2 separate regions of the Homo sapiens genome follow, and region 2 is linked to region 1. A link is a loop called in an ENCODE intact Hi-C map of the cell type or tissue named here. Cell type or tissue: ovary. All regions are shown on one strand. Each heading gives the region's core, and the rest is flanking DNA. Links, peaks and the distances in the headings are about the cores only.

What was found. Hi-C counts contacts between places; a loop is a spot of excess contacts. Peaks named below come from ENCODE experiments on the same cell type or tissue, not always from the same donor. Only the 100,000 strongest peaks of a DNase experiment are listed, where the experiment ranks them.
Region 2: a loop joins it to region 1, with 3 times the contacts of the local background. A loop is called at or near these places in 3 of 110 quality-filtered maps.

The regions. Positions count from the first base shown.
Region 1 is chr17:55,895,836-55,898,756 of GRCh38, reverse strand. No RefSeq gene overlaps it. Among named protein-coding and RNA genes, the nearest start is that of PCTP, 150 kb to the right of the region's middle. In ovary, for the core only: no CTCF peak of the experiment used is centred there; a DNase peak (open chromatin) is centred at 1,288.
Region 2 is chr17:55,823,453-55,826,373 of GRCh38, reverse strand. It overlaps a transcript of PCTP not described here. Among named protein-coding and RNA genes, the nearest start is that of PCTP, 74 kb to the right of the region's middle. In ovary, for the core only: no CTCF peak of the experiment used is centred there; no DNase peak of the experiment used is centred there.

The DNA of each region.
Region 1 (2,921 bases), core at 218-2,717:
AAAGCTGGTTGCTCCTTATGACGCCGAGAAGCCAGTTATAAAATAAGGTGAGAGGGAGGATCCAGGATCGAGATGGATCTTTACAAAGGCAATGATTGGCACCTAGGGCTGGTAATTCAGGAGATGACCCTTAGGGAGGACAATCCTCTTGTGACCCACCCAGTTAGACTGCAGCAGTAAATGCTAAAGAGGAATAAAAGCAGTTAAAATGCCTTTTGCATCACAAGAGGGAGACAAGTGGGTTCTCCACTGAGTCATAATCAGGGGCTTCCATTAAGCAGCCCGTTAACTCAGTGGTGAGGAAGCCCCAGGGGCCCACCTACAGAAACAGACACTCATAAAGAAGTCTCTCTGAGACACAGTTCAGCCTGCTCTGTTTCAAAGTGCACACCCCTGTCTTTTACTAGGTTCCTTAAAATGAGTCATGTCACTTACTTTGGCAACTACCACTGTTACAGAATCATCTTTTATTTGAACACCACTTGGAAGTGTACAATGAGTTTTCACATAATGGCTGAAAAAAGGCTAGAAAGACAGCAACTTACTGCATCACTGCTGTATACTGGGGACCTCACTAGAGGATTTGAGCCATTGTCCCATTTGACCCCAAAACCAAACCCTGGGTGGAGGTATCATTAGGACTCCCATTTTAGAGATGCATAAACTGAAGAAAAGAGAAGTTTAATACATTGGCCTGATTCACATGGCCTTTAGGAGATAGATTCTGGATTTGAACTCAGGTCTCTTTTCATGACAGCACACTGAGCACACTGTCACCCATCTGTAATATCATTAAATCCTTCAGCAGCTTTATGAAGTAGGGTTTATTAGCTTTGTTTTCCATTTAGAAAAGCTAAGACCCAGAGAAGTACCCCAGGTCACATTGCAAGTAAGAAGCCTAGGATTTTAATCCAGGTATTCTGATGCCAAAAATTGTGCTCCTTTCGTTATACCACAGCTGCTCTGACATACCACAGGACACCTTGGTGTATGTGGAGCAGAGAGTTCCTCAAGCCTGTCTTTACGAATGCATGTGAATGCATACATGCAGAAAGGAACATGCCACACAGAGACATAGAGGAAAAAAGAGACTACCAGTGTAACTGATTGCTAGACTCCAAAATTCTTTGGACTCCTTTGAAATCATAGGTTAGCAGGGCCATTCCCGAAAATGAAGTAAATCTGATGGCAGGAAATGTGGAGCTCTTGTCCAATGTCCTATTTCATTCTCATGAAATGCAATGCTTTCCATGTAGGTCAGCGGCTTGTGCAACTAGCTGCAGGCAGTGTAAGACAGGCTTGGGTCAGCCCCTTTGACAGTGCCAGGATCCCAGTGATAAGCTCAGCTTGCGGGGATTGCCTGATTGTGGTTTTGGTAAGAGCCAGGCAGGGGAAGGGGAGATCAGTGGCCAAGACCACTCCCCGAGCCATTCATTCTCCACACCATTACTCTTTCCAAGGCAAAGAGAGGACTGTGCATTCTGTTCTGTAATCTCCCACTTGGGGAAGCTATTGTCTCATATTCTGTAAGTTCACACACAGGGCATCTTGTTTTTTGTTTTTTGGGTTTTTTTTTAACTTTTATTTCAAGTTCAGGGGTACATGTGCAGGATGTGTATTTGTTACATAGGTAAACATGTGTCACGGGGGTTTGTTGTACACATTGTTTCATCACTCAGGTGTTAAGCCTAGTACGCATTAGTTATTTTTCCTGATCTTCTACCTCGTCCCACCCTTCACACTCTGATAGGCCCCAGTATGTGTTGTTCCCCTCTATGATGTTCTCATCCTTTAGCTCCCACTTTAAGTGACAGAAGTAGTTTAAAGCCTCTTGAGTAATCTATGCTAGAGAAAGACATGAAAGAAAACCTTTGTCAATGTAAAGGGCACTGATTTTGTTATCAGAGAGACCCGAGTTCAAATCCCATCTATTTCTCCTCCTGATATTGTGTGCACGTGTAACTTTAGGCAAACAAATTTGCCTTACCTAGTTACAGTTACTTTTCTAGAAAATTGAGATACTATTTCAGAATGTATAGGGTATTATAAATAATTTTTTGGAATAATACTTAAAGGACCAGGCAAATAGGGGCTTAGCACATTCTACTTTCCAATTCATTTACGACAACTTTGTAAAACAAATATTACTATCCCCATTTTTTTTCAGATGAGGACATTGAGCTCAGACGTTGTCACCACATATACAAATAACTAAAAAGTGACATCCCTAGGAAGTTCTTGAGCCAGAATTTAAATCAGTTTGGGAGGCTGAGGTGGGAGGATCAGCTGACGTCAGGTGTTCAAGACCAGCCTGGCCAACATAGTGAAACCCTGTCTCTACTAAAAATACAAAAATTAGCCAGGCGTGGTGGTGTGTACCTGTAGTCCCAGCTACTTGGGAGGCTGAGGCAGAAGAATCGCTTGAACCCAGGAGGTGGAGGTTGCAGTGAGCCAAGATCGCACCACTGCACTATGTCCTGGGTGATAGAGGGAGACTCCATCTAAAAAAAAAAGTCATCACTAGCAAGATGTCATTCACTTCAGAGTAAGACCTCCAGGATCATCGCATAGGGGTCCCTGTGCATGTGTGCTCATGGGAGATGGTGTTGGTGGCAAGGCTACTGAGGACAAAAGAAAAAGAGAACAAAATCCTGAAAGAGAAACATATATTGGGAGTAGTCTATATATTGGGAGTAGTTCCAACATTGGCCCAGACACAGGGTTGTAGAGAATCATTTTTATTAATATTTATGTATCAGAATGACTTAAGACTAAATCTCAGTGTGAAAGACATAGGCCCAAGTGCTTGGGAATGGAGAAGCAGGAGAGAGATAAGGGTAATATTTACTAAGCATTTACAATATAACTATGCTAGGTACTGTAGGTACATTATTATATTTAATTGTATAACAATTCTGTAA
Region 2 (2,921 bases), core at 279-2,778, 72 kb after region 1:
CATCTGTTTCTGGCAACCCTGCTCTAGATATGGATTTGCTTGTGCGTCCAAAACCTGCTAAGCCTTTACACTCAAGTACTTCTGTACCTTCCCAGCTTTTCTGTACCTGCTCCAGAGGAGGCCACATGAGGATGTTCTTGAACTCTGCCCTTTGATGAGCAGAGAACATTTCCCACTGTTCCACATTCAGTGTTCCTCTCCAACATCCTACCACTGTGCTTACCAAGCCACAAAAAAACTCCTCAGATGATGAGACCAGGTACACTGGGTTCAAATTCCAGCTTTGCTACTTACACTTAACTGTGTGATCTCTGGCCAATTACCTAATTTTTCTGATTCTTGATTTTCTCATCTTTCACACTGGAATGATGCCGATTTCTGGGATGATAGTGAGGGCAACTATGATTGTAAAGCATCTACACAAGGTAAGCACAGTATCATCTTCTTTGCTTCTTCCTCTTCCCCACCTCCAGTGACCACATGAGTGCAGTGAAAATGAGGAGAAATGGGATTGGAATTAGCGCAGTCAGAATGAGGAGGAATGGGATTGGAGCTCTATTAAGTGATGTGTAGAGACAGGGTTTGGAGGCAGATGCAATGGAGAGGTGGCATATAACTTGCCTGTGAATGTTTAAATATGCGTTAAGGATCCTGGAGTCATGGAGTTAAGAGAAACCTGTTTTCATTGTTGCAAGGAAGATTTTTTTAAAGAAATATTATGGGCAGAGAGGCTTAGGATTTAATACGAATACATGCATTTTTCTCACAGTTGTGGGACCTTTTCACCATAGTACCATCCTCTGGTAATTTGGAAGTTTACTCAGATGTCACCTTTTTCCCAAACCTGCAAGTCTGTGATAGGCCCTAAGGCGATGCCTATGTAGCAAAAAGATGACTCTACCTTCCCCTGGCAGCCAGGTGTTAAATCATCACTAGATGGCAGTAACATCTAACGCTTAATTTGGTGAATGATCAAAACATTTTACCTTTGTTTTTCTTTTGCTTCTCTATTTCAAGCAAGCATTCACTCAACACAAAACTGAGACAGCCTTGAGTTTTTCTCAATCCTTATTTTGAAGTTGACTTAGAGACTCACAAAATTTTAAAGGGAAAAGAATGGTCCATGTCTCAAGCTACAAACAACTAACTTCTCACTGGGCTCTCAGAGCTCGGATTAAAAGACTTCAGCCATGCCCTCGACATAGAAGAAAAGATCAAGTATCTAATACTCTCCATATTGGACAAAGGGTCATTAATTTGGACAAATTACTTTTTTTCTTAAACAAGAAAAGACATTAAAAAAATTTGTGCACCTGGTGGGGATGAGCCCACTCTTCTTAACGTAAGAGCCATTTAGTTCCCCAAACAAGTTTATTTGAACTTCACTTTTATTTTTTCTCCCAGATCCCTCTCTCTTACTCCCAAATTCATTTGTATACTCAATGCTGTTTTTTCTCAAGGCACCATTAGAATAAAGATGAAAGAAAAAGATTGAAACATTAAAAAGGACTGGCAGTGTTATAAAGTCTATACCGTGCTTTGGGTGTACCAAGGAATCTGTGGCTATGGATCCTAAGATGTTCCAAGAGGGAGTTTAGTGAGGCTTTGAATTAGTCCCAGAGAACTTCCAGGCCATTCCTGGGCCCAAAGCCTTGGTCTTCTCCAAGGCTAAATTTGTTCTGCAAGGAGACTAAATATGAAACCCAGGTCCACTTATCTCTGTGTTCAGGGACCGAGTGACCTACTAAAGGTCCAGCAGGCCTAATAAATGTTGATAACAAAAGCTTCTCTCCCACCATGAAGTAGTTCCAATTACAATTTATCATTGTTTGAGACTTTGATGTTAGATACTTTGCATTGTTGCCTATAGTATTATCAGGCAAGCTGTAAAATGGAGCAGGAATTAATTTGAGACATGCACTAATTAATTTGAGACATGCACTGAGATGGAACAAGGAATAACTCTAAAGGTACAGGAGGTCAGGTCATGCCTACTGTCTTTGGGGCTGTACCTGTTTCCATCTTCATTTTAGAAATGGCTATACCAAAAATTTGCATCTAGTTAGTGGCACCTACACTTAGATTGGTGGAAATTAACCAGTTTAACAGGCAGGTGGGTACACTCTCGGAGGTCTTTGTAAGCAAGAAGACCCAGGTCAGTAACTGGGTCACTGAAACTAGGATCTCCAGAATTGGGACTAGTGCATTAGACAAGTTGATTGGTTGGATTAAAAAGAGAACATCAAGTTTGCAGTTCTATTCTATGGACTGAGTGAATGTATGGGAAGAAGGTAAAAGAAGGGAGCTACCACCCGAACTTAGTCCCCTATGGTCATGAATACCACCAGTAGATCTGAGATCTAATTGGCAGCAAGGAGTGTGGGAGTCCCTCAGACATCTGGGGCCATTAAGTCTCAAGTCTAGACAGTAGACCTAATGTGAAACCAGTCTGCAATAGGGAGTTATGCAGCACTATTCATCTCCATCAGGAATAGCTCAGGCGGAGCTGTGCCTGAAGCTGTGGAGCATCAGCAGAGCTAGCTGTGACCAGCTAGGGATACAGAAGCAGTGAAAGCCAGGCTGGGGCTGATGCAGTGTTGAAAAAGTTGTGTCTCTGGACATGTCCAAAACAGTTGCCACATAGGAGCTCTCTTGACAATTGCCTGGACTACAGTCCACTGAAAATAACATTTCCTATCACAAGGAATTGATATACAAGATTGACATGCAGAAGGGGACACTAGGAGCCATCGTTTTGCCTTGAAGTGAAAACCCAAGACTGCTGTTTACTTCTCTTGCCAGTTTCTAATTTATATATTTACTTTCCAATTTTGCTTCTTCAGTGAATAAAAAAAGATCTGCTGATGAGAAGACAGGGAGAAGAAAGGAGAGCTCTGAGGCGGAAGCTTTGCTGCCATTTT